2 separate regions of the Mus musculus genome follow, and region 2 is linked to region 1. A link is a loop called in an ENCODE intact Hi-C map of the cell type or tissue named here. Cell type or tissue: heart. All regions are shown on one strand. Links, peaks and the distances in the headings refer to the core of each region. The heading gives the core; the rest is flanking DNA.

Region 1 (5,915 bases), core at 916-5,915:
GGAGAAACACAAGGAAAGGGGAAAGTAGCCCCTCCCCCATCAGAAGTTCATGGCCTAGGGACAGAGCCTTTGTAGACACCTGAGACCTTGTACACACACCCCCCCCCCAACTCCCACACACACAAAGCTCCGGCCTTTCAACTTGAACCACCACTTTGTGACACATGCTAATCAAACCCAAGTGACCTTGGCTTTGCAATACTGTCTCAGATTTGCAGTCCACAGGTGCCTACTCAGCCCCCTGGCCCAGACTCCCCTCCTGCATCCTGCCTGAACACTATCCCTAGCCCTCTCCTATGAGCCTCGAGCACCAGCAGGCTCCTGTCTACCATCTGCTCCCAGTGTTAAACCTTCCCTCGACCTCTGTGTCTCTTCCCGGCCTCTCTTTCCCTTCCACTTAAACAGTTGGCTGTAAAGTCCCTAACACTCTCGGGAACTCAGTGCATCCTAACACAATGGATGATGACACCCGTGGCCCCTTATCTTCCTGTCCTCTTACTTGTCCCAACTTCCTGTACCCCATGCAGGGGTCTAGCCTGCCCTTCCCTGCCTATAAGACAGCCCAGCACACAGGGAGTACTCCACAGATAGCCATAAGGGAAGCAATGGGTTGTGGAGGAGGCGAAGGCCAAAAACCCAACCCAAACGCCAGAGGCAGACTTGTCGGAAGAAAAGGTGAGATGCAAATACCATTTGCTCCTTCAGCAAACGCCTGCACTCCTACTGTGCTGGGCTTAGCCATGCTTGTCACCCTCAGCTGTCCTGCCTCAGATGTTCATGTCCACACCCAAGGCTGGAGGGTTTACCTGGGCCAGAACAAAGTGAGAACAGAAAGCCTCAGGCCTGGAGCACTGAGCCTTCCTATATGACCTGGCCCGGGCTGCAATGCCTCTTTTCTGAACAAACCAGAACACGGGAAGGCCCACACCCTCCAGACTCTCACAGCTCCAGAGGGCCTGTAGGACATTCCCAGAAAGAATCTCAGAGGCCACTGTCACCTTTTCCCCTATGGCAGGGGCCACCTCCCACACCTCAGACCAAGGGACTCCTTCGTGGACTTCCCTCCTCTTTCAAATCTTTTTTTTTTAAAGATTTATTTATTTATTATATGTAAGTACACTGTAGCTGTCTTCAGATACACCAGAAGAGGGCGTCAGATCTCATTAGGGATGGTTGTGAGCCACCATATGGTTGCTGGGATTTGAACTCAGGACCTTCGGAAGAGCAGTCGGGTGCTCTTACCTGCTGAGCCATCTCACCAGCCCCTCAAATCTTAAGATATGGGTTTGAAGGCATCCTTCGCACACTGCTTAAGGTTACCCTGCTGACCGCATCTCCCTGAGAGGATCAGAGCAGGCTCCATTGTCGGGGTGCACTGTGTCAAGTTTACCGTTACTGCAAAGCCCTTGTCAACTAGAAATCACACTTGAAGGACAGCAGGGGATCGGTGTGTCCGCTGTTGTTCAAGGCTATGGTGTCAAAGCTGCAGGCTAAGGTGTCTAGTGAGGAAAAGTCCCCACACTTCTAACTTGCAGAAAGAGCTTCAGGAAGAGACAACACAGACACACAGGTGCTGGGAAGGCCAGCATGATGGCCGTGTGGTCCTTAATGTCGCTAGTGTCCTGTAAGACTGAAAGGATTCCAATACAACCTAAGCATGTTGATTTAAATAGAATGTTCCAAAACACAAACATCACGGCTGGTTCTGGATAATGACTGAACTCAGTAGGAGGAGACAAGAGCGGGATGTAGGAAAAACTTTCTGCGCAGACACACCAGTCCTGGGTATCTCGGTGTCCGTGGCCCCTTCCCCTGGGACCCCTGATTCTCCTCCCTGGAGATGGCTTCTGGTGCTCTGAGGACCTTGCTCTAAACCATGTGTCCCTGCACACCAGACTGAGCAAGAAGAAAAAGGCACAGCTCAGCTATTCGCCCTAGAGACCAAGCGATGTCACAGTGAGCTGAGGTCCTGCTGCAGGGCTCAGCCTTCCTTCCTCACTCACACCTCTGTGTCAGGCCGACACTTCTGTCTCCCCCTTTGAGGTCCAGCCTGTCCCCTGGCCACCCAGATCCCTTCTCACTCTCTGGCTGTTGTACGCTCTCACAGAGGAAAGATGGCCAGAACACAGAAAGGCTGGGCACATGGAAGGGAAGGGCAGGACTCTGCCCGTGGTCTTGGATGGCTATGTACCAGCAGGCTAGGCTTCTCCTCCTTAGTTGTGTCTCTCTGCACTGCCACTCCAGATGCCATGCCCTGCTCAGGTAGGAGCCCCAATTACCCTCACCTCTTCCCTCTCCTTTATCCCCAAATCCAAACTTTAAACACCTGTGAGCCTAGCCTTATCAATGGCTAAGCCATCTCTCTGGTCCCTTTAACCATGTGCTATGTTACAGTTCCTTCTGGTGCTGTAGACTTGGAATGTGGGAGTCTACCCGTGCCTCAGAGAGAAACCAGAGTCAAGCCCATTCCAGACAGGACCTCTGCCTCTGAGCTATGTGCCTTGCCCACGTTTTCTGGAGATATATGCACCACTGGCTGGCCTTGCACTGGAGATCCTCCTGTGTCTACCTCCCAGGTCCTAGGGTAACAAGCTTGCACTACCATACCTGGCACTGTTGTCTGCAGAGCATGAGTCAAATACTAAGGCCTCAGCCATGAACAGAACAAATATGGTCCCTGTTTCCCCAACACTAGTGGGGAGACAGACCCTAAACAGGATGCACAAATGAACACACAGTATACCATAAAGGGCAACATACAAAGTTCCAGAGCACCTTGACCAGCTAGGCATTGGGACAGGGTTACTTTAGTGAAGCAGTCACTTCTAGAGGCAAGAGTGAGCAGAGAAGCCAAGGATGGGAGTGACACACACCTTTAATCCCAGCATTCGGGAGACAGAGGCAGGTGGGCACATCTCTGAGTTCAAGGCCAGCCTGGTCTGCAGTGTGAGTTCCAGGACAGCCAGGGCTACACAGAGAAACCCTGCCTCGTTGCTGGGGGTGGGGAGGTTAGCAGGGACCTGAATTTGCTGAGGAAGGAGCCATGCAGCTGCCTCAGGGAAAGGGAACAAAGAATTCAAAGCTCCTGACCCAGGGACTAAGTTTGTCACATGGTGCAAACCGCAAGGGGGCCATTAAGGAGTTGAGTGAAGCCTGAGGCAGGGAGGGAAGAGAAGCCACCCAGCTTCCTGGGGCAAGTGAACAGGATACTGGCGGCCGGACGGGGCAGTGAGGTGCTATGCAGAGACAGGACAGGCAAACAGCATCGCTAGGGCCGAGTCTCAAGTGAAGGGGGGAGAGAGCAGACAGTGAACCAGGAGATTGCCACCTTTAGGCAGGCCATGAAGGAGGCTGAGGGAGCGGTGCCTGTGGAGGTTTGTAAAAGGCTGGATCCTGGGTCCTACGCATCTCTGGAAAGGTCAGTCTGACACGCAGTCCATAGGGAAGATCTTAGGTCTATTTGGGGGACATGTCCCTGCTGTCCTTCCCTGCCGAGAACACAGTGAAATTCGGGGAAGACAACGCCCATCCCAGATCTTCTCTACCAACTCCACGGCCCTTCTCAAGTCATCCAGCCAGCGCCACCTGGTGACAACTTCTCAAACCTGCAAGCACTCAAATTCTCCGCGCAAGCAGTCAGCGTGAAGTTTGCTCTTAATCTTCCTGGCCTCAACCAAACTAACACTTTGACCTGCTCACACCTTCTCGTGGTGCGGGATTGCGCAGCATCCACGCAGGGTACTACCAGGTATTCCCCCACCGTTTATAACCCCGCACTAGCCCTGCTCTGTGAGTGGGGAGTCTCTGTCTCAGCAGAGAGAGGGGTATTTCCACGTTCCTTTACTCCCCGGGTCCAGCCTTTTACTGGGCAGCAAAGGTGTGTACAAGTGTCCATCCCTGCCTGCACACCCGGGATTGGCTCTCTGCCCCACCCCATTCCTCAGACTTGGTTAGAGGGCATATAACCCCTTACCTATGATCTGTATGTATGAGATTCCCTCCACCTCCACTCCCCAGCATGCCTAAAACAGGTGTGTCCAACTTTTTAACATTGAAACTTGATACTGTCATCTACAGAGAACCGGGCAATAGACTTACTAAAAATATTAAAATCTCATCGTGTAAGTTTACAGTTTTGGGTCAAGCCCTATCAATAGCTACATTTAGTCACATTTAGCAGACATGCCTGCTAATTGTAGTTTTCACAGAAGAATAAAGAGACCTGTCACCTCCCTCAACCTGTGTGCAGCATAAATTAGCATCAGATATAATTATTTTAGATTTATTTATTCCATATATGTGTGTACACTGTCACTGTCTTCAGACACACCAGAAAAGGACATAGGATCCCCATTACAGATGGTTGTGAGCCACCATGTGGTTGCTGGGAATTGAACTCAGGACCTCTGGAAGAGCAGTCAGTGCTCTTAACTGCTGAGCCATCTCTCCAGCCCACATCGGATATTTTTGTTACTTTTAAAGTATGTTATAAGTTTAGGTTTTAAATAATCAACAGGTTTACATATTCACAGATGGTTAAAACATATCTGTTCAGGCCAAAGTCCTCTTTGCTCCTTCTTCCCTCCCCCTTCCTGCGCCCTTGTACCCCCACCCCCACCCCACTATCAATGCTTCTACATGTTTCTTGTGGATGCTAAATTTCACACATACATCCCTAAGGAATTTGTGGGGTATATTCGTGAGGATGGTTTTCAAACGAATAAAGTTACCTGGTGTATATTTACCAACCCCTCCCTGCCCCGCACTCTTGAGCTGTATTCTTGAGTGTGTGGTCAGCTGCTTTTAAACTGCGAGGTGCTGCCGCCCCGCAAAGGAAGCAAATGGGTCCTTGGATGGTCTGGAGTCCTTCCCTAACCCTGTTCTCTCTTGGCACTTTAGCCACACTCACATTTCATGCTTCACTCCCATCTTCTCTTCACTCTTAGCTTTGAGGACCCACCGATCGCACCCTGGAGTGGTGGTAAGAGCACTTAGCAGTGAAATTCTAAGAACTACCCCTCCCTGCCCCCACCCAACACACCTCTGTAGACGCAGGCTTTGCGCCCCTGGCGGCTGCTTTATGAACTGCAGCGGCGCCTTCGCGCCTGGACTTCCTACTCGAGGGCGCGGTCAGGAAACTGCGCCTGTGGTGTGACGAGAACCTTCCTTCTTGTGCGACCTGGCCAGATGGGGACAGGTTGGTCTCTACTTTTGGGGTTCTCCAAGGAACGTGAGCCCCACCTCGAGTTGCCCGAGGATCTACATATTTGCAGGTACCAGTTATGGATGAGTTGTTCTTTTGTGTTTCTTCATGAACCAGAGTCTTTTCTAGAACATGTATTTAGGGGAGGAGGGGGCAAATGCAACACTGTGTGTGTGGGTCAGAGGGCAACTTACGGAAATCGATTTTCTCCTTCCATCATATGGGTCCCGGTGATCAAACTCAAGTTTGGCAGGCTGGGCGCAGGCGCCTTTACCTGATGAGCCATTTGACGGCCCTTTAGTTTTGTTTTCAGAAAGACATAGCAGTGTCTTGTTCTGGAGTCCACGCTGGCTTTTGATTCTGCTTCAACTTCCCGAGAGCTGAAATTACAGGCCTGTGTGACCGCTCCAAACTTTGTAGTTGCGATCTTTTCAGATAAATGAGCGCCGGCAATGGGCGGAGCTAAGCTGATCCGACAAGAAAGAATCCCTGGCGACAGGACAAACAGGTTGCAGACAGGAGCACTTCCTCACCTTGGCTCCCCAGGAACTGTCCTATCCAGAGGGCGCCCCACCCACCCTTCTCGGGCTCCCAGCCCCACTATAAAATATATATATATATGTATATGTATGTATATATATATATATGTGTGTGTGTGTGTGTGTATGTATATGTATATATATATATACACACACGTATATGTATATGTATC
Region 2 (5,000 bases), core at 1-5,000, 120 kb before region 1:
TGTCCTGACTCCATCTTTGCAAAGTTACAATTTTATAGGAATAGGTTTGGGTGCAACTTGACAAGTCCTGAGAGCTCTGCTTCTAGCTAGAGAGACCCTGCAGCCGGAGTTATATGAACCATTCACCTGGCCAGTCCCTCAAGGCCGATTCTACAGCACTCAGCCATTGCCTCTGCGATGAGGCCACCAGGGACAAACTCTGGGACCTCCGAAGGCCCAGCCTGAACCTCTTATCCAGGATGGTGGTATAGGAGCCCTTTAGCTAGGGGCCCTTTAGCTAGACAGTGGTCCAGGCCCATGAGCACATCCCCTTGGAAGTGCCTGTAACACACCCTCTGGTCATCCTCCCACCTCTCCACCCTCACCTCCTACCCCACCCCTATCCCCATCCCACTCTGGTCTCCCTTTCATAGTGCCCATGACCCTTCTCCAGCTGACCACCCTCCCAAGGCCTTTGGAGACCCATGCACAGGATCAGGTGGGGCTGTGATCTCTTATGAAATAATCCCAAAGGCTACTGAAGCTAAATGGAGCTTAGACATGGTCCCACCCGCTCCATTCACCGCTCTGCTACCCGAGGCCCATCGTACCCATAGAGACTGATGTCTAAGGAAGTGATGGGCACTCTACTCTGTCTTTGGACCGCACATCACATCTATGAAGAAGCTCCAGTGTGTTTAGAGAAGTATAGAAAATTGCCAGGTTAGCAGTTGGGGTGGCCTCTCACATGGATAACCTGAGTGTTTTCTTTCACTGTGATACCCTCAACTGCAGGTGGGAGGGATATTGGGAGGAGCCTTCAGGTAAAACAAACCAAATGGCAAGTCTGTCTTAACCTCTGCCATTTGGCCTAGGAGCTGCCATTGTTTCTGGGAGCTCCGAGTCAGGGCATTAGGGCCCAAAGATAGCTGGGGAAGGATGTGGTATAGGCAGGAGAGAAACGCCATGAGAAGTAATGTCACTCAGACAGGGACCTTCACAGTCACACTACGCTTGACAGATGGGGGTCCCCAGCACCACTCCTGACCCTGTAGCTGTGTTCCTCCATGATGCCCCACTGAGAACAGCTGGGACCCCTGCTTGCCAGGCCAGGGGCCCAGCTTCTCTGCAGAAGTTCACACCTCTGAAATGCTTTCTTATTTCAAGACTCCCAGCTACTTTTCAAAGAAAGATAAAAAGAAACTTTGAGGACTTCTTGGTCATCAGATAGTGTTAGAGACCACCATGTCCAGAGGGTGGCAGTAGTGGGCTCTAAATTTCCTGGGGCAGCTTCCACCAGAGTGTTCTGGCTCAGAGGGAGCCAAGGTTCTTGGGGACTGACTGGGGACAGACAGGGTTCCTGCTGGAATGCTGGCCAGTTCCTCCTAAGAAGGAGGCTTTCAGGGACTCCATCATTAAAGTGCTTGCTTTGCAAGCATAGGACCTGAGTTTGACCCTCAGCACCCACATGGAAAAGCCAGACAGAGGCACGACCTTGTGTCACAGCACTGGGGAGGCAGAAACACACAGATGCCGGGGCCTTGTTGGCCAGTCAGCCTGTCCCAAGAGGCAGGAGCCAGGCCAGTAAAGAGCCTTGTTTCAAAAAAGCTTGGCCAGCGCTGGGCAACACTGAGGTTATCCTCTGGCCTCTTCACACTTGTACGCAACAGGCACATACACATGCATGTGTGTACACACACATATACAGAGGAAGGAGAGAGAGGGAGAGAGAGAGAGAGAGAGAGAGAGAGAGAGAGAGAGAGTAGTTGCTTGAGCTTCAGCCAGATGCAAAAACCAGAAACCCTCAGACTCCTGAACTAGATACAGCCCAAGCCCCAACTTGTGATCTACATGGCTTTTTGGAAGCCAGGAGCCTCCAGAAGCACAATCTCACTGACTCATGGGAATGACCTGGGCTGCTGGTGACCTGGTATAAGCCCAGCCTGCGAGCAGTTAGCTGGGAGTCTGGGCCAAGCCCTATATCAGTTCGGGACTTCCGTTACTCCTTGTGATGAATGAAGAAGAGACAAGGCTGGTCTGGCTCTGTTGCCTGCATCTGGAAGGTTCTGCCCCGTGCTGTGCTCTAAGGGAGTTTTCACAGCTTCAGATTCCAGGGTTCCACCCAGACCTGTACATTATGAACAAGCTGAGAGCTGAATAAGATAGAAGAACTTATTCTAGGATAAGTTGGGGGAAGGGCTCCTGGGGTTCCAGGATCAGGATTGAGAGCCACAGCCCCAGGTCTGACCACACAGCTCAAAGATCTGAGTCTGGATAGATAGGGGAAATACAGATATGTCCTGCCTGGAGTTTCCTGCTAAGATTTGAACTCTAGGACACTGGAGGCTCTAAATTCCAGGACAAGAGTGGAAGGTCTTGGGCCTGCAATTATCTAGCCATGCCCTTATGAGGTGGGGGACCTGATACCTGACACTGTGTTCCTAACTGAGAGCTCTGGATAGTTTTACAATAATTTTTGAATGTTTTAAAGTTTAAAAAAATTCTCCCAGAGCCCCCACCGTAACCTAGGGCTTCAAGGTATGACTTCATGTACATCTCTCCCGCCTTCCTGGTAAGAGATGCACCATGCTCCCAGGTGCTTCACCAGGCAATGCTAGGATCACTCTGAAATGTTCTACAGCTGGTTGGACTAGTGGAGAAGGCCAGGGAGGTTGGCCCCTCGGTAATGTTCTAGTGACAGACAGTGATGCTTTGCCCCTCCCATTCCATTCCTGCCCAGTTGTACCAGGTCTTCTGATTCAGCCCTCCCATCTCTACCCGATCCTTCACCGTGTGCAGCCTGATGTTCCCATATACAGCCACTAGAGGGAGTCACTCAATCACGAACTGCCAGCCTGGTCGTTGCCCTCTCTCTTGAACTTGGGGGCATATTGCGGTCCTGGGAGGTAGTGAGAGGCTGCCTCCCACTCAACTGAACAGTGACGTCAGTGGAATGGCCTTCACTGCAGCACACAATGTCTAGACTCCAGACCCAGGTCCCAAGCCAATCCAAGCCCAGAACAGAAACCTGATTCAGAAGACCAGTCCAACATTCCAGGAGAGCCATGAGTAACCTGCAGCCACCTGCCCCAGGTGACAGTGAACACCCCAGCTAGTTGTAAGACAATTTCATTCATCCTATGGGTCCCTTCTGACTTGGAAATGTACATTCTAACAATAAAAATGATAGTGATGGTGAGATGGTGAAACATACTAGCTTAGCACCCAGTGTATGGTAGAGGTGTTAAGAGCCTTACAGCTGTGTTTCAGTTTCTAATCCATCCATTCAGTAGAGACTGTAATATGTCACATTTCCCTGACCTCCTGTTACATACCTAAGTTTATTCACATATTTTGCATATTCACACACCCTGTCAGCCACCTTATAGAAGAAACAAACTCATCTAGATCCATCAGCCTCATCCACTCAGAAAAAAAAATGCATACGATGCCTACTATGTTCCTCATACTGCAGAATACTGGTTATAAGGACCCAGACCCTTTCCTCCTGTGTGTTCAGTCAATACCAATGGTAGAAGCCACTGTTTATACAAAGAGCCCAGGGATCAGTTCCCAGCCCAACTTGCAGTCTCGGAAACTGCCAGATCTTGTACCACAGGCTCAATGCTGAGGCTGCTGCTCCTGTCCTGGGTCTCCATCACTCAGCCCACCCCAACACCCAGCATTTCCACCTGTCTTCCTCATTGATGTGGAACACACATACCCTGACCTGCAGTGGGAAAATCCAGTTGGGCAGGGGTTTCTCCAGCCCCCGCCTTGGGATCTTCCAGTGAAGGCTGCCCTCCTGCCCTGCCCGGGCTCCTGACCCTCAGAACCCATGAGCATTGTAATTCAACATGAATAAAATGAGCATGACAAATAGGAAATCCAGGGCTCAAAAAGTGGTAGAGTTGGAATGTTAGAACAACAACGACAAACCACCCAACTCTACTATGGAGGGTTTGCATTACTATCACCACCAAGACCTTTAAATGCACAGATAAAAAAAACCATGTATTTAGTTTTATTGCTTTAAAACTTGTTGGCTAACACAATTGCTGAACACAAAACCTCCTGCCCTAAATTTATTAGCTAGTCTCCACTGACCTCCTTGACTATCCGCTGTTGGCAGAGGCCGCTGGTTCCAGCTTCCCTGAGATCTTACATAGTTGTTTTGTGTTTCTCCTCCCAAAAGCTAGCCAAAAAGCCCCTTCTCTTTTCCTGAGTCTCCTTTTCCTCCTGGGACCCGGAAGTGCCACCTGTCCCTTCTGTCCAACAGTTGACTCTTGGCCTCCTTTATTGACCAAATCAAGAACAAACTAGGGAAACAGACATTACTATCAGCACCTCCCCCTACATACCACAGCCACATCATACAGTGGCCAGGACCATCTCAAGCCCAGGACCTCATCGGGCATCTCTGGACTGACATCTATGGCCCTTCCTGACACTTGTTTCATTCCTAAAGGACGAGCCTTGGTTTACAGCATAGGAGAGTAGAACAAGTCCTCTCAAAATCCAGATCATGACACATCATGCAGATGCCATGTTTCCTGCTCCTGTGGTGGAGGAAGAGTTGTTTCACAGGACTACACAGCTGCAGTGGCTTGATCTTGACATCTGTTTCCTAGGGCAGAACATGTAAGAATGGGACAAGGCCACAGCTGCCATCTCTACCCTGCCCAGCTATGGGCCACAGACAAGAGCCTGCACTCCCGGCCCTCAGTCTCCTCATCTTTAAAAGGGAGTAAGAGTAGTTTCCATGCTGTCAATGTGAGGTTTCAACAAGGTAATGTGTGAGAGGGTTTGGATACACACTTGCCAATGCGACTCTGCTCAGAACTACATTGATTCAACAAACATTTACTATGTTGGAGCCAGAAGCTAGGGCAGCCATTTAATGTGGAACTCAAAATTTATCCTGAACTCTCTGTAGTGAGCTCTTTTAATATTTTTTCATAAACAGGGTATCCAAGACTTAAAAAAATAAGTAGTAGAGTTGGAATATTAAAAAATAAAAC

Evidence for each region. Hi-C counts contacts between places; a loop is a spot of excess contacts. Peaks named below come from ENCODE experiments on the same cell type or tissue, not always from the same donor. Only the 100,000 strongest peaks of a DNase experiment are listed, where the experiment ranks them.
Region 2: a loop joins it to region 1, with 8 times the contacts of the local background. A loop is called at or near these places in 28 of 42 quality-filtered maps.

Annotation. Positions count from the first base shown.
Region 1 is chr2:151,991,379-151,997,293 of GRCm38, forward strand. It overlaps a transcript of Slc52a3 not described here. Among named protein-coding and RNA genes, the nearest start is that of Slc52a3, 5.5 kb to the right of the region's middle. In heart, for the core only: CTCF peaks have their summits at 3,593 (motif pointing left) and 5,073; DNase peaks (open chromatin) are centred at 3,513 and 5,093; H3K4me3 peaks cover 1,533 bases; H3K27ac peaks cover 1,106 bases; H3K27me3 peaks cover 4,382 bases.
Region 2 is chr2:151,873,496-151,878,495 of GRCm38, forward strand. It overlaps Rspo4 (R-spondin 4), which reads left to right. Exons shown (of 5, transcript NM_001040689.1): 5 at 1-1,173. Among named protein-coding and RNA genes, the nearest start is that of Rspo4, 33 kb to the left of the region's middle. In heart, for the core only: CTCF peaks have their summits at 1,216 (motif pointing right) and 2,800 (motif pointing right); a DNase peak (open chromatin) is centred at 2,826; H3K27me3 peaks cover 1,448 bases.